Regions from separate parts of the Mus musculus genome. Here all the other regions are linked to region 1. The links are chromatin loops, found by intact Hi-C in ENCODE. Cell type or tissue: left cerebral cortex. All regions are shown on one strand.

Region 1 (8,000 bases):
CCCAGGACGCAACACCCCCACCCACCCCGCCCCCAATCCACTCTGCAACTAGGTTGCAAATTTAACAAAATTGGCTATGTGTAGCAACCAGCAGTCAAGAGAGGAGTCTGGGCCCAAATTCTGAGTTTACCAGGAAGCCAGACCTCCTGAGAGTCTTTATTGATGATAGTCAATGAAACTTACAAATCCGTGTTTATCCGATATGTTGTTGGTGAGTTTCAGTTTGTGGAAAGTGACGACTTTGGACATCCATTGCTCCCCCGTAGCGGGGCTGTCCGGGTGTATATACATTCTCTTTGGCATTTCGGGGTCTGCCTTACCGGCCACCATCCACCGAGAGTTGTGAAATTTATATCGACAGTCGTCAGCAGCTATAATGTCCATCAATAAAATATACTTGGCCTTTTTATCCAGTCCAGAGCACCTCACTTTAAACGGAGGGAACATTCGCCTACAAAAGCACAGAAAAAGGCAAATACATAAATAAGGCCCACCCCGTAAATGGCTCAGAACCTCAGACTTGGCTTCCAAGTTGCTTGGCACTGTCTAAAAGCTTAACGCTTTCTGCTGGGACCAGGGAGTCTGTAAGGCAACTGCAAGCGAAATTGTTTACTTCCACGCTAACATGAAAACTGCTCAATATCTCCTTTTTTTTAATCCCAAGCCTCAAATCAAATCAATTACAGCAACCTCCTCTAAGAGAATCTACTATTTCTTAAAAACAAACAAACATGTTTGTCTATGTGGCTGTTTAGATTGCCCTCTTATAAAGAGGGATGGATTCTTAAAGTTTTTTTTTTCTTCTTCTTCTTTCCTGAATGTATTTAGTTTGAAACAACTGGAAGCAGGGTTCTAAGAACCCAGGGTTAATAAAGGTGCGGATTTTCCACCAGCTGGCTGATGAGAAAACATTAAAACTTATCGAGGAAATAAATGCTCACTTATGGACTGAGGCTGGCGAACTGTGTGCCTGTTAGAGTGAGCTCTCAGAGCCGAGGTTTAAGACAGGCTAGCGTCCGGGCCTGGTAACCCATCCGTGATTTAAGCTATAAACCACATTCCTCTACTCTGTAGGCCACTGCTGTTTAATTTCACAGAAGTGCTGGCTTTCTGTACTTTTGACTTAAAAGGAAGTGCCCGGTTATGAAAACCCGACTAAATGTCTTGTGGCTTGGAAAACGATCCCGTGCCAAACTTTGGCCTCAAGTAGCTTGGAAGGAGACCGAAAGTGGGGTTTTATTTTCGTGCCCTTCCAACTGGTATCTTGATAAACCTCAATGCTACCTACCTCTGGTTTTGTTTTTGTTTTTGTTTTTCTTAAATCGGTGGTTTTAAACACTAGTCATTGGGGTCCTTAATAGACTTATTTCGGTCAGGCAAGGGCACTAAACATTACGTAAAGTGGTAACAATATTCAAATACAAGGTGCATAGTCTCATGGGTTCCTTGGGTCTACACACATAACCTTAATTGTAAAAATTGCCTGCTACGGTTTCCCTGGGCTTGCAGACTCCGGAGATGGCAACGGGAAAGAAACCCGAAGGTCCTCCCCTCTTCCACTGATTTCTCTGTCTCACACCATCAGGCTTAGGTCCCCTTCAGCCCCAGGGACAAGGCTGAAGAGTAGAAAGGGCCTGCGGAATCCTCCCGGGTCTCCCACTGCTGTCTAAGAGGGGCTTTAAGGTCTGTCCTGGGAAATAAAATCCAACAGAAAGAACTAAACGTAAAGAATATTTCAGAATGGCTTCACAAACGGGCTTCCTGCAACAAGGTGATTTTCTCGAATGCTGCAGAAGCCGAGTGCGCGGTCTCCTTCAATGGAAAACACCCTGTATTTTGTAAGGAACCCCGGATACGAGTCCCTAGGAACCATACTGAGGGCCCGGGTAGGCTGAAACTTCCTGACCCTTAAGGCAGGGCCCTGGAGTCTCCGCATATTTGGGGGGACAGGAAGTTTTCGTTTCAAACGTCAACAGTCAGCCAGAATCTACTGTTTTAAGAGTCAGACAAAAGAGATGTGAAATTTTTCAGATGGTTTGGGGGGAGGGGTCCCCCACTGATTACTTACTTACCTTCCTGACTTCGTGATGACCATCTCTGTACCCCGCTTGTGAAACTGGTCCCAAAGTTCCTTGGCCTCCAGGTGCACCTTAGGGTCATCTTCTACGTCTTCTTCGGGTTCCATGGTCTTCAGAGGCCTCAGATGTGCCTGGGGTCCCAGGGATGAGAAAGGGATGCCGGTCTCAGCAGCCCCCACTAACTGATCCATGATGGGCTTGGCCAGAGCTCCGGGGAGCGAGAGCGCCGCGGCGCCGTTGGGAGGCAGCGTTAGCGCGGGGAAGAAAGGCGGCTGGTGGCCCAGTACCGCGCTCATGGCGAAGTCCGGCGCCCGGTGAGGTAGGAAGGGATGATAGGCCATGCTTGTCCCAGGGATAACCGGATCTCTCATGGAGAGGCTCATCCACTCCAGACAGGGAACCAGTCCGCAGCTGCTGGCTTGGCTCCGCTTTTGTTGTTGCTTTTCAAAAATAATAATTAAAAAATTCAACAGCGACGCATAGTTTTGTTTAAAATAAAAAAGAGGGCAAATTACAAATAAAGCGTTTGAAAGGGAGGGGGAAAGTGTCTTTGGGGGGAAGAGAACGCCGCTTTTAAAGAGGACAAAGCGGCAGCAGATCTGGAGACATAGCCGCTGCAGGGGCTGTCCTGGTGCGTGGAGTGTGTTGGAAAAGCCGCTCCTGGAAGTCGGTTTCAGTAGGGCAAGCAGCAAGCAGGGGCTCGACTGGCGCCCAAGCCCTGTGGCTTAGCTGGAAATAGACACTGCAGCCCTTTCCCGGGGTGGCTCCCCGGCTCCCACGCTCTTTGTTGCCAAAGCGCAAGGTTCTCGGAGACTTTTTTTTTTAACCTTTTTTTCGACTCCTTCCCCCGCCCCCTAGCTCTTCTCTGGCTTTCTCGCAGGAGGCGTCTTAGTTGAGCTAGACTCTGGCTTTCACAGGCAGCGAGATCAAGGGGGGGAGGAAAAGTCTCTCCTTTAAAAAAAAAAAAAAAAAAAAAGCGATTTAAGCCCCTTTCCAGCGGCGCTTTCAAAACTAGAACTGCGAAGCTGGCTTCGGTTCGCGATCCTCCTCTCTGGCTCCGGGCTGCGCGCAGAGTCTGGGTGGCGAGCGAATGGTGCCTGCGATCTTCTGCCTCGGGGAGCCGGCTGTCTTCCTTGTGCTAAAAAAACGTGAGCGAAATCGCTTTCCTAAAAATAATAAATTAAAAAAAAATCAGCGTCCGGGCACGCAGGGCGAGGGAGGATCAAGAAGACGGGTGCAAAAAAAAAAAAATAGGAAAGAAGGAAGAGAACGGAGTGATTGGGAGCTGGAGTAGGCAAGTAGAGGGAGGGAGAGAAAGAGAGAAAGAGAGCGAGCGAGCACCTCGCCACCCTCCTCCGCCTCTAGAATTCCCCGGGCGTCTGCTCGGCGGCTCTGGACGGTCCGGCAGCGCTGTGGGCTGCGGGAGCCCGAGGCTTGTTGATTGGCTCTTTGACGCTTTCGGACCAATTGTGTGGCTGCATAGGCGTGGTTTTCACAGGTCGAGTGCTGGGGGAATAGAGCCGAGTTATAAAAAGAAGGTGTCGGAAACTGGAACGTCGCTGCGCCGCGCGGTACTACGGCCTGTCCTGCGTTTATGTCAACATGATCAGAGGGGAGGGCGGGGAGCCACCAGGGCGCCGCGCGCTCACCAAAGTCGCCTCTAGGTGGCTGATCCAGAAGAGAGTTCGCAGCAGCCTGAGAGCTCGCCGCGGCTCCTCAGCTCAGCCTACGTCTGAAAGGCCTCAGCCATCCAAGCCGGGGGATCCGGGGAGGAGGCTGGGCCAGGGAGGAAGGGGGAGGGAGCGAGGGCGGGAGCCAGGCAGCTTGCCCGGCTTCCGAGGCGCCGGGCAGGGGCGCTCGCCTCTCGCGCGCTCCGAGCGCTACAGTTCAAGCCCGCGGCCGCTTCTCTTGTGCGGATCTGCAGCTTCTTCCCTTTCCCGGGCCCCGGGCTAGCCGAGCTGGCCGCCGAACCTCTCTTTCGGCCAATAAGCCTTAACAAAAGCTCCAGGCTCGCGTAGCTCTGAAGGGAGCCCCACATGGAACCGCCCAGCCACCTCTGAGTCAGATCCTCTAGCTCCTGCGCCCGGGTGCTTCGGATTCCCGAGCCACTAGCGCAGGGGATCCCACCAATCTTTCTGCCCGCTGCCTGCTCCCCACCCGCAGCCACGTGCAGAGACCCAAATGCCCCTTGGGATTCTGGGCCCGAACGCGCGCCGACATACTGAGACCGAGCCCCCACGCGGAAAAATAAACCACGCAAATGCATTCAAGGCCTGCGCGCCTGGCCCAGTCTACGCTCGGCTCGCTCCTTTTTTTTTTAAAAAATGTATTTACTGACCCTTTTGAGCCCAGCTCCTCTTCCATTCGGATGACGACACCAGTGTTCCACCCGGATGGGGGTGTGGGTGTAGAGAGAACGAAGCAGCTGAAACAAGTGAGCGCCTGGAACTGCGGGCCTGTCTCCTGAGAGCCTTTGCCCTCACCTCCGGGCCAGCTCGGTAGGGAGCTGCCGCTCTGGGCTTGGAGAGCTGCTCGGGGGGAGGTGCACCAGCCTCGTATCTTCCTCAGGCATCACACTTATCTCTGGGTGCCTCCGCTCCTGCTCTATCCTGGGGACTTATCGTGGCAGACGTCGGGGGCGAATTTGTAAAACAAACCGTGAAACGTCTCCCACCCCCATTTACCCCAGATGTCGGGAGACTAAGGTCTCCGCTCATCCTAGGGTGGGGAGGAAGGCCAACTGATCGATCAGACTTTGGTTGGGTGACCCTGTAGGACTCCCCTCGCAAACCTGCAGTCCTTGTTTGTGGGTAAAGGCGAACTGGGACATTCCAGTTTAAATGGAGGGCAACTTAGCAGAATTTTTAGTTTTCCTGGGACAAGACCTTTGCTTGGAAAGGGAACAGAAAGGAGGCTGGGTTTCCGGGCCTAGAGATTAAGCTTTCAATGTTTCCGTGTGGACCATTTGCGCCTAGATTTTCCCCCTGGGGGCCTCCCCCAACTCCTCGCCCAGGACCCCTTTCCCAACTGCAGGTTCAAACTAGCAGCTATTGGGTGAATAGGCAGTTCCTTCTCCCAGGTAGGGCAGAACATTTGAGGCCACGAGCTTTTCCAGTCTTACGTGTTTTGATGTACAAGGTTAAGAGCGTTTGGCGCCAGCCCTGAGCTTTCCCTGGTGCGGCCAATGGGAATAGAGTCATTCTTTGAACTTGGTGTGACCTGCCATCTCGCCCCTTTCTTTCCCCTTCTCTGACTTTTCGCGTGCTCACGGTGGAGAAGGGAGAAAGAGGGAGAGAAACGGAAACAGGAGGTGGTACCAAAGGCGGTGGCTCGCTAACACCCCTTCCCTAGGCCCTGTTCCAGATTGCTGGAGAGTACAAGAGGCCAGGCCAGGGCCCTCTCAGCACGGGCCACCGGGGTCAGCGCGGATTCTCTGCTGGCAGAAGGCTTCCCCTCCCCCTCCTTGCCTAGCCACTCTCGCCAGAGCCGCCCTAGAACCCAGATCTGCTTTACCGACATTGGCCGGTTAATCTCTGCGCTCCCGAGTGGAGTGCAGGAAAGTGGTATGCATCTGCAGCCTGTTTGACCCCTTGGTCACCTACGCGGTGCCCTGAAGGTCCACAAGCTAGCCGGAGAGACCTTGGCAACCGGTACCAAGAGTTCTGGCCTCAGGGGTCTGCTCTGCAAACGCGATACGAGCTCCATGACTTTGCATGCAAATAATCTGGCCTTGCTTTTTTGGCCGCAGCGTTGGAACCAGAGCAATTTCTGACCCCTCACATCACCCCACACACAAACACCCTTCAGTTGCCTATGTTTGACTGTAGCTCTAACTTAACCCTGGGCTCATCCCAGTTTGCCACTTCTCTAGCTTCTACCCCTCACTCCAGTGCGCCAGGGAAAGGGGGAGGAGGGCGGGGGTGTGGAGGAAAGTTTGCTGCGGGATTCAGAATCGAAAATGTCTACATGTTGCTAATGGTCTACAAACTTCCGCCAATTATGACTGACCTCCCAGACGCTGCCCCTGGAGGCTCGTGTTCTGCCAGGGAGGCCACGGCGAAGCTAGGATCAAAAGCAGGAAGGTGCGAACTCTTCTTCGTCGTTACGTGCCCGCCGCGCCCCCCTCCTGGTGGGTGATAAACCCACTCTGGCGCCGGCCTTGCGCTGGGTGATTAATTTGCGAACAAACAAAAGGGGCCTGGTGGCCACTGCATTAGGGTTAAACATTGGCCAGAGTCTTGCTTAGGCTTGTGGCAGGCCTGGCCTCCTGGAGAATCTACAAGGTTAGCGGGCCTCGTGAGCTTCCAGCTGCTGACCCTCGGTGTAGACAGGTTCTGTTTCTAGACTCCTTGATTGAACGTAGCCAGTCTTTCCAACAAAATCGGAAAATGGGTGAAAGATGGGAACCCATTGTCCCTAGCAGAAATATTCTCTCGCTTTTGGCGGTAGGATTTTTTTCCCTCCCACTATAAGGGCCTGGGATTTTGAACAAGATAAAAGCACTGTAATGCCGGCAGCTTCTGAGGCAAAAGAGGAGATATGGGGCTTCAAATGTGGGGGTGGGTGGGTGAGAAGGGGATTACGCGCCTCAGCCAACTGTCCCAGGAGGCATTGGCAAGCCAGAGAAACGGGAAGGCGCCTCTGCAATGTTCCATTTTCCCTATGGCACCTCCTGCCTCACACTTTAAAGGGGACAGACACACTGACCCTTTTGTGACCGAATGGTGTTTATCTGAAATTTAAGAGGGGGGTGGAGGGAAAGGATGGGGAGTAAGCAGGGTGGTTGGCTAGAACTGCTCTAGAAAGTCTCTTTGCTTGTGTGAGGTCTGGCTGGACTCCGTGAGACATGCTGTTACACTGTTATGCTCTTATGCCCTCTTAAACCTTCGCTCCTGTTCACCACACAGCTTTATTCAGGCCGAGGTGTCTCTCTATCGGATATCTTGGCGGCTGGAGGACATGGGGTTTCTCCTGGAGGGTCGGGGGCCTGAGGATGAATTTAGGAGAAGTCAAGACATTAACTTTTCCACGGAAGAGAAGTTCTTGGTAGCCTGGCAGGGCAGAAATGGCTCTTTGGGAGCCTGATGTCCTGGCTGATTTGATCCTAGGATCTTAGTCCCTTTGACACTGGTACACTTTAAGACTGCCTGGAGCTGCCGGGCAGTGGTGGCACTCGCCTTTAATCCCAGCACTTGGGAGACAGGGGCAGGCGGACTTCTGAGTTCGAGGCCAGCCTGGTCTACAGAGTAAGTTCCAGGACAGCTGAGGCTACACAGAGAAACCCTGTCTCAACAAACAAAACAAAACAAAAACAAACAAAACAAACAAACAAAAAGACTGCCTGGAGCCGAGTGTAGGATTCTCATTCTCCTTTCCTGTTCTCTGTTGGGGGACAGGATTTCTTTATTGTCGGGGGTCCAGCCTGGCCTCTCTCTGGACACCTGGTGTACCTTAACACTTCAGGTCCCCTCCCAGCCAGCACAGCAACATACGTGTCTGCCCACCCCCCCCATACACTGGTCTTCCATCTTAGACAGAGCCTGAATTGGGTGGGTGGGGCTCCCTTACCTCCTGTTCCCTAAAACTTACTGGGAGAGCTTGGCTCTCCCTGGGCTAGTGACTTGGTGCTTTGAGGAAGCATCCTTGAAAAGTTGCCTAGTACAAGCACAACCCTTTGTGCTGGATAACAGGGCAAAGAATATCACCTCTTTCCTTTTCCTCCTTCTAGCCTTCCCCTCTTGCTTCTTTTTTCTTCCTTCTTTCTTTTCTTGTTCTTCCTTTCTTCTCCCCCCCTGCCTCCCCCGTGTCTCTGTTCCTGTCCAAAAAGAGTTCTCTGAATGCACAAGTGTGACCCTCCTCTGGCTTTCCTTCCCTGTTTTTCTTCTCGTCCTCTTGGGTCCCAGGTTCCATTTCTGTCCCTAG
Region 2 (8,000 bases), 170 kb before region 1:
GACAGCTAAGTGGCTCGTATCTGTTGATAGGGCCAAGGACCTTTCCTGGAAGTCTACCCCAGAATGACCCCAAAAAGTACTGTCCAAAACATAGAGGTGCAACTTGAAGCTGAAAGGAGACTGTGAGACAAACTCAGTTGCCAGCTGGAGATTCCATGGAGACCCCTACTAAGGATCCCTGAGGAGGGAGCCCAAGGAAGGAAGCAGGCAGGGAGTCCCCCACCCCCAGGACCTTGAACCTACTTTCTGATCAGTAACCAGAGGAATGCCCCAAGCCTTCTAACCCTGGAGCAGAAGAACCCCAGGACATTTCCGCACTGGGACCACTGAATTCAATGATCCATAAGAAGTAATCAGGATAGATAAAACTTTCTACCAACAATCCAGCCTTCTCCCCTTCCCACATGTAGAACCCCTCAGTGGACCATTCTGAGACCCTCTTCCCTCCCTAGGTCCCAGTTGGCCTGGCCTCTGTCACTATCACCTAGAAAGAGCAGAGTTCTCATTTGAACTTATTCCCAAGTCCAACCTACCTAGACCCTCATCTCCCTAAATTGGAGACTATGAGCCCTGCTGGTAAGATCCCTATCCCCAAGCAAAAGGTATGAACTTGGGCATATCTTCTAACCTCTCTCCCATCCCCCGACTCCCCTTTGCAAGAGCATCCTTGAGTATCAGATGTCCAAGGATGAGCATGGTCATCTAACAAAGGGTTTTGAATGGAGAATTCAAAAGCCCAAAGTAACCAGGAGATTTGGGGCTATTTCTCCAAAAAGCCTGTGTTTTCTTGTTCTTTGGGGGAAAGGAGAATGAGGCCAGATTGAAATGGCTACACACATCACCTGGGAGAGGGGATGCACACACTCACTGTACCCTCACACAGTTTGGGGGACTCCCTGGACCCCTCTCATAGATCCAAAGTGATGCTAGCTTTCAGGATCCTGGTCTAGGTTTGTCCTCTCTGTGCACGGAAAGGAGAAAAGAGACTGCAGAGTTGGGTAAAGTCTAAAAGCACTGAGCTTCAAGGGGGCAACGGAGCCAGAAGTCACTTGCCACCGGTAAAAGAGGAGGCATGAGACCAGGAAAGATCAGTGACAAAGAGAAGCTTTAACAGATGGAGAAGCTGGGATAGAACACAGGACAGGCAGCGGAGAGAGTGTCCTCTCAGTCTGAGAACTGTAGAGAGCAAAGAAATGTTTAGGAGCGGGGACAAGAAGGTCAGGTGCGGAGCGACAGAGAGAGGAGCGGAGGCAAAAAGATGAGATGGGATAAAGTCCCGTTTAGAGTGATGAAAGAGCTGACAACTTCAGCCTTGAGGGTGGGTCCCAATTAGCTGGGGAACAGCTTGGGGCTAAGTAATTGGCTGCCGGAGAGAGCTCCAGGGCTGTGGAGCCGCAGAAAAGGGGGCCGAAGATAGAGACCTGGGGAGAAGTAAGGGGGAGCGTGTGTCACACATTAATGGGAGACAGGGTACTTACGTGTCCAAACGGGTCCAGGTGGTTGTTGGTGAGTTTGAGCTTCTGGAAGGAGACAAGTTGTCGCATCCAGTGGGCTCCGGTTGCTGGGGAGTCCGGGTGCACGTAAAGGCGCCCCGGCATGGCAGGCTCTGCTTTGCCAGTTACGGACCTACATGAAGGAGAAAAGAGTTGCGGGGGTTTTCCACGGCCTGCCTGGAGGTAGCTGGTCAGAAGAGAGCTGCTTCCGAAGGCAAAGTTCTGGGTACATTCCGTCTCCTTCAGACATTTACAGCCCACACTATGTCCAAGAAAACCCCTGGCCTGGCCCTTTCTTCTTCCCGCCTTTCATGCCTGCCTGCTCCCCCACCCCCCAGCCTAGTGCCAGAGAGTGTGGGGCCTCAAAGTCTCGGCTGCCCGCAAATTATCGGTGGTATCTGAAAATATGCACGTGCAAAACTCTCAAATTTGCAAAACGCAAATGCTTTTTAAAAGGAGCCAGCAGCCTCTGAGCTGTGCACTGCCCACTGCCTGAGGAGCAATGGAGCCCAGGCATGAGTCTCCTCTGCCGTTTTTTTTTTTTTTTTTTTTTACCAGTAAAGCCACTGGCCAGTTTTGCAGTTTCATATAAAAAGTCATGTTCAAAGCAGGTAACTCATAAAAAAATAACTGTAAATGATTCTATGCCCCCCAGAAATATATCCAGTACTTGGTTTAAAAAAAAATACCCTTTAAAAAAAAAGAATTAAAAAAAAAAGTACAGCCCATGTGAGTATTGAAGTACACGGGGTCCTCTTACTTCCCACAGCCTCAGTTTTTAGGTCTATGAAATGGGAGCTAATGGCTGTGGTCCTTTTATTATACAACAAGATAGGCACAAAAGCCTTGAGATTTAGTTGGAAATTATTATTATTATTATTATTATTATTATTATTATTATTATTATTATTGTAGATTTTCTGTTCCGGTTGCTGTGTGTGAGCTAGGCAACACAGTTTCCTCCCAGCCCTCCCTGCCCTTTGGAACCCTGGAACCTACCATTTGTTATCAGCAAATTTATATCTGTGGTCGTCTGCGGGAACAATATCCATGAGAAGAATATACTTCGTTTTGGGATTAAGGCCAGTCACCTTCACTTTGTAACTAGGAAACATTCTCCTGAGGAAAAAGAAAGAGGGAGATGAATGGAGGAACAGGCAGAGAGAAAGAAGGGGCGAGATTCGTGCAGATACTCAGAAGAGAGGGTCCCTGATCTTCAGCCATTTTCCACTGAAAACCACTGGCCCCACTCCATCCTCCGTGAGATCCAGGCCGGGTTTCCCCTGAAGTTACCGGGAGGAGAAGAAGGCGCAGAGAGAAGGGAGGCAGCCACAGCAACTGCAGGAACCTCAGAAGAAAGTGTAGCCCAGGGATTGTTGCCTCTAGATTTTCAAGTTTAGAGAGACTCCATTTCAGCTGGATAATCTAGTATCAGGGGGAGGGGGAGGTTCATTCAATACGAAGCTAGCCACTTGTTCACTCAAGCTCGAGGTTTGCCATCCAAGGTGGCACCCTAGGGACACATCACCTTGAATACTAACTTTAGTCCTCTGCCCTCAGAGGCGCAAGTTAACCGTGGCTACCAGAACGCGGTTCCCAAGTTCTCTGGGTTAGTGACCAGCCCCGTATGGCCAACGTGCGGTCACTCATAAATGGTCTGCAACTTCTCCACGCGCTTGGCAGGTTTCCCTGGGGAGCTTAAACTCCAAGGCACTCAGGAAAGAAATTCCAACCCCTTCCACAGATCGGTTTTTAGAGCGAGCCGAAGCCGGAACTAGAAAGCTGAAGGCACACAACTAGTACAGAACTCGGCTCCCCCATACCTCGGCCCCACTAGAATATTTTTTCCTTAACGTCTGGTGAGGACTGCGCTGCAGGAAGCAAGGGATCCGGCTGGATTTGCGCACCAGGATAAGTCATTGGACTTAGGTTGGTGCAGCGTGGGAAGAGGTGAGAGAAGGCCTCTCCATCGCTGGCCGGAGCCCGGACCTCCTCGTGTTTATCTGCCCCAGCAAGAGGCACCAGAGACAGTGCAGGCCTTTTATAGTTAAATCCTCTCGGCTCCAGCGAGGACGACAAGGCAGCCGGCTGGGACTTTCCCTCCTGGGCAGGATGGGAAAGGGAACCTCAGATGTCTGATATAAACAGACCCACCGCCTTCTGGTTCACTAAGGGCCTCAGGCTGAGCGGGGGAGCCGACATTGTTTAATTTCAAGAAATAATAAACGTCACCGTTGTCAGTTTATTGAGGGCGGCTTGGGCTGGAGAACCCGCGGAATCTGGAAAAATCAACTCCACCCTTTACGCACCCGGCAGCTTGGGCCTACTGCCCTGGCCTCTGTCTCTTCCGCACCCCTGCACTGGGCAGACTGGTGGCCTCTTATATTGTGGGGACACATGTAGCTCAGGCCGCTGGGGAAATGAGGTCGTTCCCCAGGCCGGCACACACAAATGCACACCGAAGACACAGAATTTGAACTCTTCTGTCACCCTCCAACCCCAGACCTAGCCTAGCCTCTCTAGCTGAAACTCCTGCCGGCCTTGAAGAGCAGTTTGGGCCCAGCGCAATAGCTGATCGGCTGTGTTTATTCGTGTCTGTGTACAGAGCGCTGAAGAGCTACCCCACCCCACCCCCGCCACTAGCTTTCAAAGACTTTACCGGCTCTCTATAAACAATGAACGAGGTAGCGAATACATTCAACAATCCCGGGTTTGGCAATCATCGGGTGGGGACCCTGGAACTATTCCAAGGTCAGAGAAGGTGGGAATAGGGGTGGAGGCCAGGGAGCAAGTCCAAGTCTAAGGACTCAAAGTCCTTCTACAGTCTCCCCGTTCTTCACCTTTTCTCCCCGCCTCCACCTTTTTCTCTTTAATCCTCCTATAAAATCGGGAACGAACATCCTACCCGGAGGTAAGCATTGGGGGGTTAGGTCTCCATCCTGCGGAGGACTCTTTAGCCAGAATGAACCCTGATTGAATATTGGCTCTATTCTAATTTTTTTCTCCCAAGCCTCTTCCGTGTTTTTTGTTTTGTTTTGTTTTGTTTTAAATTCCCTCCAATGACTGTCCTCCTTCTGTGGCAGGAGCTGGCTCACCTCCCTGCCTTGGTGATGATCATCTCTGTGCCCACTTCGTGGAACTTCAGCCACAGTTCACGTTCATGAAGAAACACCTTGATTCCTTCCATGCCCTTGATAGACAAAGAGAAAATTTTCAGTGATGGGTCTTAGCGGGGAATCCTTTCTCAAACTCCCCCCTATATGCAGAGGCCAAGTACCTACCAAAGTCTGTGCGGTTAAAGAAAGAGCGCTCTGACTTCTGGGGAGTGATGGAAAGTCTAGGGCGACCCATGGCATCTGCCTACAGCTCCCTAGGTGAGTTGGAGCTTGCGTCCAGCAGCATCTCAGTCCTTAGTACCTGCTGTCTCTTCCACCAGATTGAGGCCTGGGAATTATTCCCCTCCACAGAGCTCCCCCCTAGAGGACCAGGCCATCTAATTTGGATCCATTTTTAGCTGAAACATGATTGGGAGGGGATCCATCTAGAAAACCCCACTAGGATATTTTTGTATTGTCACCCAGATGCAAAACACACAGCTATGCAAATACATCGCTGTCCGTCATCACTGGGTCTAAATATGAACATACAAAAATTTTCAATATTATTGTTGTTATTAATATTGGAGACAAAGTCTTGCTCTGCAGCCCAGACAGGCCTGGAATTCACTATGCAGCGCATAAAAGTGGTCTCAAACTCTTGGCAACCCTCCTGCCTCACCCTCCTAAGTGCTAAGATTCCAACACATGTGAGCCACTATGTAGAAATTTTCAATTTTAAAATCGTTTTTCTTCTCAAGGACCAAAAAAAGTAGTTTTCCCCCTCAGTGTCTATATTAACAATCTTTCCAGACTCTTGCCTTATCTAGCACCACCGCCCAGCCTTTCTTTGACTTGGGGCAACCAATTAAGCCTTTTAACATTTTCTCTTTCCACTGGAAGTTATTTCTAAAAACCAATACCAAAACAGTCAGACACTACTCTTCATTGTGAAACAATTATCAACCACCGACTAAAAAGTGAACTTGTTTTCCCTTTTCAAAATGTTATGTAAATTTCCCCAAACTATTCTTAAGCCTCTTTGCTTTTATTAAAAGCTATACACACATCAATTGGACAAGATTTCTAGATCAAACTCATCTCTCTGGTCAAGCCTTCCCAGTGACACCTAGTTTTAAACCTACTTAGCGCCCCCAAAAAACGATGGCCACTCAAATAACAGACCACAAGACCTCTCCCTCCACTCCGGACCAACTTCCAGTCAGCCGGGCTCTGGGTGCCTTGGTTCCAGCCCCTGTGTGCTCTCCTCGGCGGGTCAGGGAGCTCCTCCAGGCCCCGGAGCAAGATAAATGGTACTGTATGAGGGGCGAGGCGGGTTGCGCAGAGCAGGCGAGCCGAGGCGAAGGCTAAGAAAGATCTAAGGAGGGTCAAGTCATCGCTCATGCCGGCCTGAAGCGGCCGCTGACCCGACCCTTAATAAGGCATACCCAGGGCAGCTGGGAGAGAATTATCTGGCCCGTTGTTAGCTGACCCCAAATAGTCGGATAATTGAGAGCTCTCCAATAATGTAAATAGGTTTCTAAAATACGCAGGCCATAAAGATAAACGCCTCGATAAAGTGGATTGGGATAGAGTGGAATTGGGGGAGATTTGGTGAGACTAGCCAGGAAATAGAGGGAATAGCTGGCCCTGCCCACCCCCCTGCACCGTTAGCAGAGAGCTGGGCTCAGTCCTCGGTCTACGCCTGCCGCTGGGCCGGCTTTTCTTACCTGCTGGGTGAAGGCAGCCTGCGGGGATGATGGAGACTTGCTGGGAGCCCCCAGAGCACTCTCAGGTTTCGAATCGCAAGACCTGTCTTTGGAATCAGGCTCCAGAGGCGTGCGCGCCAGGCCAAAGCCCTCATCTGTATCGGCCATGGTGCGCAGGGGTTCCTGTGCCCGCGCGAGGTTCTATTCTGAGGACAAGAGAGGGAGTTGGAGAGTGTCTAGCGACATAGGGGACAAGCTGTTTGACCCTTCACTCCAAGCTGAAGGAGGCTTCAGAAAGTCTTTTTTTATTGTTATACTTTCCGACCACGCACCACCGCTTGCGAAAGACCCGCTTCAGACAGGGAGGAGGCGGCAAGGCCCCCCACATCTCCCCTGCACAGGCTCTGGGTGATAAGAGAGCTGTCCGTCAAATTTGTCTGAACTCCTGGAAGAGCCAATAAAGATAAGGCGTCGGTATTTTTGGAAGCCATCGGGTAGAAACCCAAAACAAAACAGAAAACAAAAACCTTGTGCCCCTTTGAGAAATGGTCTTTGTCAAATCCAAGAGACCATGCCAGCAATTTTTAAAAAATGAAACCTCCTAAGAGACGTTATTTTTCTACAATAGACAAAAGGCCCAGAATAACCCGCGTCTTGCAAAAATAAAAAACAGGGGAGAAAGAGATATACCCGGAGGATAGAGGATAATAACCCTCTCATCATCTGTTACAGGCATTAAAATGAAACAGCCTCTCCCCAAGCCTAAGCAATACCAATGGAAAATAAATAAATAAATAAATAAATAAATAAATAAATAAATAAATAAAGTAGCCAGGGAGAGCTGGAGGTAGATCCAAATCAGAGAGGGGCCTACAACTCGGTGGCTGACTCTCCACTGCCGGTGGCGGGGCTGTACCCTCACGGATCTTTTTCAGATCGGCTGGCTGCGGGAGAGTGGGGGGTGGGGGCGGTGGTGCAGGCGTTTTCGTGGAGTAATCAAGCTAAAGGGAATGTCTTTGAGCTTCAACGGGGCTGGCTAACTCAAACTGCCAGCCTGGCTCCCAGTCGGACAGCCTAAAATCAGTCCCAGATAAATTCTGGGCTGCAGACATTCAGTGGACTGCTAGGGAAGGAGGTACATTGGTAGGGCAGCCCCGAGTGTTCAACAGAAGAAGATGAAGCAAGCAGTTGAAATTCTTAGTTCAACCCCCTTCCTCAAGGGAGGATTTCTACCACTGCCTCTACCTCAAAACACCAGCAGACCTCAAGTAAGAGATGGCTTCCCACAGTTTTAGCAGCTTCTTAGGCAAAGAAGCCTGCATACCAGCCTGGTTTGAAGCGGCCTGAGACCTAAACCGCCACAGATCGTTTCTGAGGCCCAATTCTTTCTTCCTCTGGCCTTAGGAGCTTGGGGAAAACTGCCATGGGATCCCCCATGATCTTCTCATAACAAAGAAAAACAGGGCTGGAGCCCCACATACGCTCTCCCATTCGCGGCCAGCCATAGGGAGAAACCCTCCGGAACCCTTGCCAGGATCCAGGGAAGCTTAGAGGCCGGCGGAGACGAGCAAGATGTGGTTTGACAGAACCAGGCCGTGTGCCTTGCAAGCCTCAACGCTGCTCCCCGAGTCGCGGCAGCCTCCCGGCGGCTCCCTCTTGCCTTGAAAGGCTCGGGTAAAATCTCTGCAAGCCAGACTCTGCAG
Region 3 (8,000 bases), 770 kb before region 1:
GTGCTGGGGACCAAGACACACACATCTTAGCAGGTGTGTCCCTCTGGTTCTACTTCAAGAAAAGAATTGTGGCTTCTAGGAGACAAATGGCCTTCCCACTCAGCCTTTCACAGACTTTGTTCTACCAAGTTTCCCTGGACCTCCACTGGCACCTGCAGGACACTGTCTTGGGGCAGGTGAGGGTATAGTCCTTCCTCGCTGTGGCCCTGGGCCCTTGCAGGCATCTGGGATGCTAAAATGCGCTCATGAGAGCGGGACTGAGGTCGGCCAAGTGAGACTTTCTCAAGAACTTTCTTGTTAAGTTGTCTGGTGTGTGTATGTGTACATGTGTGTGTGTGCATCTGTATGTGTGGTGTGTACATGTATGTGGGGGTGTACATGTGTGCGGGTGTACTTGTGTGCGTGGGTGAGAGTTGGGGATGGGGTCCAAACACAGGAACCAATTCCCTGAACCTTTCTCTTCCGTCCCAGCGTGAGCTCTGCTGTGCCCACGAATGGAGCTCCCTGATGCCCTGGGACTCAAGTGTCCCACACAGACACGTGGCTGGAGTACCTAAGCAGCTGGAGACTCCTCTCTCCTCTCGAGTCCCCTCCCCTCCTCCTCTACTCTTCCTCTTTCCCCTTTCCATCCCTTTCCCCATGTCCTTCCTTCTTTCTTCTCCTTACTTCCCCATCCCCCAGCTGCTGTCACAGCCTGTCTTCAGAAAAGCCAGGGACCAGTCCTCAGCTTTCTAAACAGGACTCTCTACAAACTTCACACACTGCCAGAAAGCCATCAGGGGTTCTGGTGGAGATGGGGTTGGGGTTACAACCCCCCTCTCCCCACACAGTGCTTTTAGAATCTACCACAGCCAGGGCACCCCAGAGGAACAGAAAGGGAACCCGATGCATGTGTGGGCTGAGTCATAGTTGTGTGACCTTGGGCAAGTCCCTCAACCTTTGTTAGCTTCCTGAGGGGACAACAACACCTTCCAGGATGCTTGCAGAGAAGTCACTGGGAAGGTGTTTATTCTAGTGCTCCGGAGCCAGCAGGAAGTAGGCAAGGCCTGATAGGTTTGTTAAAATCAAAACAACAAAACCCACACAAAACCAAGCTGCTCATCTGGTCAAGGAACTAGAGACTAAATATGGCTCTGTCTAGACCAATGGCTCTCAACCTTCCTAATGCTGAGACCCTTTAACACAGTTCCTCATGTTGTGGTGACCCCCTGCCCCCAACCATACAATTACTTCATCGCTACTTCATAACTGTAATTTTGCTACTGTTATGAATCACAATGTAAATATCAGATATGTGACCCCCCCCCCCAAAGAGGCCATCTGCAGGTTAAAAACCAATGGTCTAGAAGGTTGTCATGAACCTGAAAGATGTTCTGAGCTGGCAGGTAACCCCATGGCTGTGCTCTGAGCACAACGCTGGGCTTCAAAAGTCAAAGGAAGACCAACAGAGTCTCCTAACTGGACCCTTGGGGCTCTCAGAATCTGATTCACCAACCAAAGAACATACAAGGGCTGGACCTAGGCTTCCTATTCATATCTAGCTGATGTACAGCTTGACCTTCATGTGGGTCCTGAATAACTGGAATGGGGGCTACCCCAAAAGCTGTTGCCTGTACTTGGAATGTGTTCTACTAGCTGGGCTGCTTTGTCTGACCTCAGTGGGAGAGGAAGCACCTAGTTGCACAGAGATTTGAAGTGGTAGGGTTGGGGTGCGGGGTGGTGTGTGTGGGGAGGGAGGATACCCAGGAAAAAGAGGCTGGACAGACCTCTCCTCACCACAGTGCCTGGCATTCCGGGTGATGGGTTTTTCTGCCTTTTGTTGATCTGAACGCTCGATACAGTTCTCCATAATGAGCAGCTGGCTGTTATCTGGTGACGACCTAAGAGCTTCTAAGAGGTGCATGCAAAGGGGAAATTTTGGCCACCTTGCAGGAATCTTTCGAGGGCCACAAGGACCATGGAACAGGTTCCTCTTCTTGAGCTCATTTCAAGCAGCTCATTCTCCCTGTCCCCAAACCCTCTTCACCGATGCTAAAGTGGACCAGCTCCCCCTCCTGAGCGTGAGTGACAAGGGACCCAAAGGTGGACACTTCCACTCATTTCCACACCGTTTCTGCCTGTCTGGGCCTATCAGGCCTAAATAGGAAGGGAGGGAATGAAGCAGTCGTCCCAGCTTCTGCTTCTCCAAGATAGGAAACTGGGGCAGAGAAGAGAGAGGCTTTGTTTTTAGGTGTGGTCTCAGGTCTCCTAAATCATATTCAACCCGAGTGATTAGAGTACTCACTCACCCAGAATACATGAAGTCATGGGTTCGATCCCTAACCCCCCCCCCCACAGCAGTCACAGTGGGGCACACCTGTAATCTCTGTGCTAAGGAGGCATTGCCTCAAGTTCGAGGCTAGCCTGGGGTTATATAGCAAGACTCTGTCCCAAAACACAAAGCAACGGCAACAGCAACAGCAACAGCAGCAGCAGCAGCAACAACAACAACAACAACATCAACAAAAGTCATAGCCATTTCTGTCTGTCTAAAGGCAGTGCACACTCCACAAGGCTTGAAGAACCACAGGCTCACTCTCCAGAACCCGTCCTCCCCAGCAGCCTTAAAGATGACTGTACCTTGCTGGGCACATGACCATAGCATTTTCTGCTTTTGTTTGCAGCCATCTGGAAATCACATGCAATATAAATAGGGATGAACTCAGAATCCCACGCTGGAGAGATGGCTCAGCGGTTAAGAGCACTGACTGCTCTTTCAGAGGTCCTGAGTTCAAATCCCAGCAACCACATGGCGGCTCACAACTGTCCATAGCTCCAAGATTTGACACCCTCACATTCAGACATACATGCAGGCAAAACACCAATGCACATGAAATAAAAATAAATAAATAAATAAAATTAAAAAAAGAAGAAATTAGAATCTCTCCCAGTCCCCACCCCCTCTATGAGACAAGGTCTCACTATGTAGCTCAGACTGGCCTAGAACCTGCTATCCTCTTACCTCAGCTTCCCAAGTGCTGGGATTTATAGGTGTACATCCGGAATGCTAGACTACACTTCTTTTTGACATAATTGAAGGAGACAGAAACAAGCACCTGTTCATTTCTCAGTCATCCTGAAGACCTACTATGCACCTGGCTGGCTTGTGATCTGGATCAAAGCACCAGAGACAATTGTCCACTACAGAAAGTCCCCAAATGGGACTAGCAAGAGGGATCAGTTGGTAGAGGCGTTTGCTACAAAGTCTGATGCATGTGAGTCCCATCCCCGGGATCCATCTGGAGGAAGGGTCCCAAATGTTGTCCTCTGGTCTCTGCACACACATACACACACACACACACACACACACACACACACACACACACACACACACACACACAGAGTAAAAAAAAAAATGAAATAAAAAAAGGAACAAAACTAAAGCTAAAGCCACTAGCTTAGTTGTCCTTAACCTTCCTAAGGCTGTGACTTTTTAATACACTTCCTCACATTGTGGTGATCCCTGACCATAAAATTATTTCTGGTGCTACTTCATAACTGTAATTATGTAATTATAATGTAACTATCTGTGTTTTCTGATAGTCTCAGGTGAGCCCTGTGAAAGGTTTGTTGTCTTTTTTTTTTCTCCTGGGGGTCTCGACTCATAGTTTGAGAATTACTGCCCTAGTGGGTGGGGGAGGGGTCTTTGTAACTGTCAAGTTGTAATTTTGGGGACACCTACCCTGACTCTCAAGATACTGGATGAAAAAAAGACCACACAGAGTTGAGGGAAAAAAGAATTTTTTTATTAATCTTTCTTTTTTGTTAAAAAAAAGTTGATTTTTTTTTGTTTTTTTTTTTGTTTGTTTGTTTTTGTATTTTTTTGTGTGTGTTTTATTTTGTTGTTGTTGTTTTTTTTTGTAAACCTCTTTCTGGCTCCCCTCCCCAACTCTGCCCCACCCTCCTCTTAAAAATATAAAAATGTCCAGCCCCAGATAACTAGAGTACAATAAATAAACAGTAGACACAAAAACATACTTTATTTGTTTCTTCTTTATACAAAATAAGGAAACTAGAAGCGTCCGACTTCCAAAAAAGTATAATACTGTTCGTCCTGATGGCCCAGCCTCCAGGTCCCGGGCAGGGAGAGTGATCCGTGGGCAAATGCTCAATGACTTGGCGCCCGGCTCAGGGTCAGAGCAGGGTGGGAGGGTTCGAATCCTGCCAGGCCCCTCAGACTCAAAGTATGGAGGAGCAGGGAGTTGGGCTCAGGAAGGCCAGGCCCAGACCGCGCACCTTCCTAGACAAGCTGACATTGAGCCACCAGGGGGCGCCAACTCGCAGGTGGATTTGTCTTCCTGCAAAGCCACCATTCACCGGCGGTCCTCCTCATTTTTCTTCTCTGGCTGAGCTTTCCTCAGCTCGCTCGCGCTCTCTCTCTCTCTCTCTCTCTCTCTCTCTCTCTCTCTCTCTCTCTCTCTCTCTCTCTCTCTCTCTCTCTCTCTCTCTCTCTTTCTCTCCCCCTTTCAACCTCTCTTTCTTTCTTTCCTTCCTTCCTTCCTTCCTTCTTTCTTTCTTTTTTTAAAAGAGAAAGTGAGAAATAGGATTTCACAATGCCTCGGCTCGCAGGGAGGGGTAGTGCCATGGTCTCCGCTCCTTGGCCTCATCCCCCTCTCTTAGTTCAAGGAGGTGATGATGGGTGGGGGATCCGGAGGGCTTCTAAGATGTGCTTGGAATCTCGACCCTTCAGAATATTGACTTTGGTCCCGAGAAATTGCGCAGGCGCGTGCCAAAGCTCTGAGGGGTGGTGATGCGAGTGGCCTGGTTGGGTGCGAACCCACGAGAGGACTCTTGAGGCTTACCCAGGCGGCGTCCCGTCCCGGGCTTGGTGGCAGGGGGACAACTCAGCCCCTCGGCCTTACCATACGGCCGCTTCGTTGAGCTCAGGGTTGGGGTGCGACAGGGGTCCACTGTAGCCGCTGGTGCCGCTCATGGGGAAGGGCGGGCTGGGCCCGCCGCTGAACACCTCTCCCGGCATGGGGTGCAGCGCACCGGGCAGGCCCGGCTCGGGGCTCGGCGTGTCCGGATGCGAGATCATGTCGGTGAATCTGGGGTTGTCCGCGCCGTGAGGCCCGGCCAGCGGCGGTTCCAGCGCGCCCAGCGGCGTCGAGCCAGGTCCCGATGCTGCCAGGAAGCTGGAGTCGGCAGGGGACTGCGCCTGTGACGGCGGACCGTGCGCGAAGAAATCGTAATTGCCTCCCGGAGCGTAGTAGTCACTTTGGTAGTCTGCGGGAGGGAAAAGGGATAAGAGACCGTGTGAGGACAGACTGCCAGGGCCGATAGGGACCTAGGGGACCACGCGAAGGCGACTCGAGGATGCGAAGGCCAGGGCGCCCAGATAGGGCTGTCAGTACATATATGCTGAGGGTGTGTGAGAACATGCCACTGATTCTAGGTTAGACCGAGACATTGGGTGGCTCTGAGAGACTCAGGGAGAAAGCCTTGAGGTTGGGAAGAGGACCGAGGAGGACCATGGGTAAGGCTGGGAAGTAACAGAGAGAAATAAACGGAGAGACCGAGGGACTGAGAGAGACATAGATACTACCAGGACGCTGAGCAATGAGGGACACAGGCGAGGGAGGCGAGAAATCGCTGGCTCCCAAACACACAGAGAGGAGGAAATAGCCCTAGAGGCCAGAGGCGTAAAGTCAAGGGAGAGATGGAGAGATGAACCGGGTTGGTGGGGAGGTGATAGAAACTAGTCCCAGACGTGTCACCCTACTCTGAACAGCTAAGTACACGCAGAGGCGTAAGCGCAAGTACAGGAACAAACAAACAAACAAGCCGCGGTAAGGGTGCAAGGTGAAAGAAAGACTATGTGGGTAAAAAGACAGATGGGCACAGAGATAGAGAGACAGTAGACTGAGAGGAACAGGAATTGCCTTAGGCTGGGTGGCTTTAAGAAAGGAGCCTGGGGACCGAATGGCTGCTGCCAGCTCAAAGCACCAAAGTGGTTCAGAACGGGGTTGGGGCCCCAGCCAAAGAAGCAGGACCCGGCAGCGGCCAGAGCGCATGAAGCGGCGCTTTGGCCCAGGGCGCAAAGGGCGCAGAGCCAGGGACAGCGTCAGTGTCTTCTCTGGCATTTTTGCTAGTCTTGCCTAGAATTGAGAAAGCCAAGCTCAGTGTCTGTCACTGAGGGGCCCGAGGTCAGGGCCACTTGCGGGTTTCGTGTGTGTGTGTGTGTGTGTGTGTGTGTGTGTGTGTGTTTGTGTGTGTTTGTGTGTGTGTGTGTGGGGGGGGGCGTCTAGAGCCTCATGAGCCTTGCTAGGACACCCAGGATATTCTTGAAGTATTTGGGGACAGAGATCTTTGGAAGAGAGTTGACACAAATAAATGCACATCCTTCCCACAAATTCAGGGATGCAGGATTCATAGGTCAGGCGTTCAAACCATCACAAGAAATTGCTTTTGTGAGCACCCTCTGGCCTCCCCATTGATCACAGTTTCTTCCACCTCCAAATCGGGGCCCCTCCAAGATTAGGGTGCAGGACCCCACCAAAAGGAGCGCCTAACAGCCTGTTGAAAGAGACAACTCGCTTTGTAGAGCAGGGAAAACCGGCGACCTAGAGGTCAGGGTCTCTTCTGAAAACCCGCACCCTTTGCTCAGCCCTGGGGTCCGAGTTCACCGGCGGGTTCTGGATGTCATTGTCACCCCGCCCCTCTTTTTTCTTTTTCGGAAACCCTGAAACATATCCAAATCGGGGGTGGGGGTGGGTGGGAGGAGGGTTGTCTGGAGACCTTCCTGGAGTGGAGGTAGTTAAGGTAACAGCTAAAACGGCCGCCAGTTACTTTTTGAAAAAACTCAAATTCCATTCTGACCGAAAGCGAGGAAGGTTGAGAGAGAGACGAATTTGGGGGCCCTCAAAGGAACGGAAAGGAAGCGCGCTAAGCAGGGAAGGCCGTGGCTCTAGAGCCGTGCGCGCCGCCTCCGCCCATATGGCGGCCGGGCCGGAGGTAATTGGAACAAACGCTGTCTGAAAAGGGCACAAAAGCCGCAGCTGGGGCTTTGTCCGAGCTCCCACGGGGAGCCGCGGGCCCCGCCACCCGGCCCCTTTCTCGCCCGCTGACGGCCGCCGCCACCGGGATCTCCCAGTGCGGATTAGGCGGGGCTGCCGGGCTGGGGGTTGGGGGGCAGCGCCCCCATCCCCTTTTCAGAGAAAAAGAGGGTTCTGGTGTTCTGTCCCCCACCCTAACCCTCAGGTCTGCAGAGAGGGTAAGGTCGGCAGGATTAGATCAATGCAGGGTGGGCTGGTCTCCCTGAAACCTTGATTAACTACTCAGGTTGGGGCTGGGGGGGGTTGTTTCTAGGCTGGTACCGCCCCCACTATCTCCGGGCTTCGGGTCAATTTTTTTTTTTTTTTGGGGTGGAGAAGATAAGCTAGGTGGAAAGATTAGACACCCTAGGTCACGCCCATCGCCCCACAGTTCCGGCTCCCCAGTCCGCACCCCCCATCCCCCGGCGCGCCACCACATTAAAAATCACCGCTTCACGTTTTGCCAGTGATTTTCAGGGACCTTGGACTGGTCTACAGATGAACTTTCCAGACTTCCGCACATGGACGTCCGGCTTGGGGTTCTCTTACTCTCTCTACCCGGCTTTGCCTGGCTTCACCGCCACTCTACTTCAGCATTGTTTCTGAATCCACCTTTTAAAGAGAATTGCTTTTTTTTTTTTTTTTTTTTTTTTTTTTTTTTTTTTTTTTTGCCTCTGAAACTGGGTTTGGAGCCCCCAAGCAAGCCAAGGGCTCAGGGATGTTGGCTATAGACACTCCCGATGGATCCACAGATTGCAAAGCTCGGCGGTCCAGAGAAATGCAAATCCCCACAGAGGGCTCTGAGACCGGGAGGGTAGCCGGGCAGTTCCCTCCTTCCTCAGGGAGCTGGCCACAGCGAGGAACTAAGGAAGATGGGGTACCGGGATGGGGCACAAGTCCCAGGGAACAAGAGAAGAAAGGGACCAA

Evidence for each region. A loop is a pair of places that touch in the nucleus more often than their neighbours do. Peaks named below come from ENCODE experiments on the same cell type or tissue, not always from the same donor. Only the 100,000 strongest peaks of a DNase experiment are listed, where the experiment ranks them.
Region 2: a loop joins it to region 1, with 5 times the contacts of the local background. A loop is called at or near these places in 7 of 42 quality-filtered maps.
Region 3: it touches region 1 in a loop (6-fold over the local background); 8 of 42 quality-filtered maps call a loop at or near these places.

The regions. Positions count from the first base shown.
Region 1 is chr5:119,666,477-119,674,476 of GRCm38, reverse strand. It overlaps Tbx3 (T-box 3), which reads right to left and starts at 3,244. Exons shown (of 8, transcript NM_011535.3): 1 at 2,073-3,244; 2 at 184-451. The coding sequence starts at 2,461. It overlaps Tbx3os1 (T-box 3, opposite strand 1), which reads left to right and starts at 2,969. Exons shown (of 4, transcript NR_166476.1): 1 at 2,969-3,226. In left cerebral cortex, a CTCF peak has its summit at 3,735; DNase peaks (open chromatin) are centred at 1,930, 2,301, 3,831, 4,527 and 3 more places; H3K4me3 peaks cover 4,375 bases; H3K27ac peaks cover 2,131 bases.
Region 2 is chr5:119,835,379-119,843,378 of GRCm38, reverse strand. Tbx5 (T-box 5) reads right to left here. Exons shown (of 9, transcript NM_011537.3): 2 at 6,319-6,503; 3 at 4,589-4,683; 4 at 2,493-2,612; 5 at 1,479-1,626. The coding sequence starts at 6,465. Among named protein-coding and RNA genes, the nearest start is that of Tbx5, 4.7 kb to the right of the region's middle. In left cerebral cortex, no CTCF peak of the experiment used is centred here; DNase peaks (open chromatin) are centred at 4,969, 5,251, 7,542, 7,956 and 5 more places.
Region 3 is chr5:120,437,223-120,445,222 of GRCm38, reverse strand. It overlaps Lhx5 (LIM homeobox protein 5), which reads right to left. Exons shown (of 5, transcript NM_008499.5): 5 at 3,766-5,265. The coding sequence ends at 4,898. Among named protein-coding and RNA genes, the nearest start is that of Lhx5, 9.3 kb to the right of the region's middle. In left cerebral cortex, a CTCF peak has its summit at 4,295 (motif pointing right); a DNase peak (open chromatin) is centred at 4,312.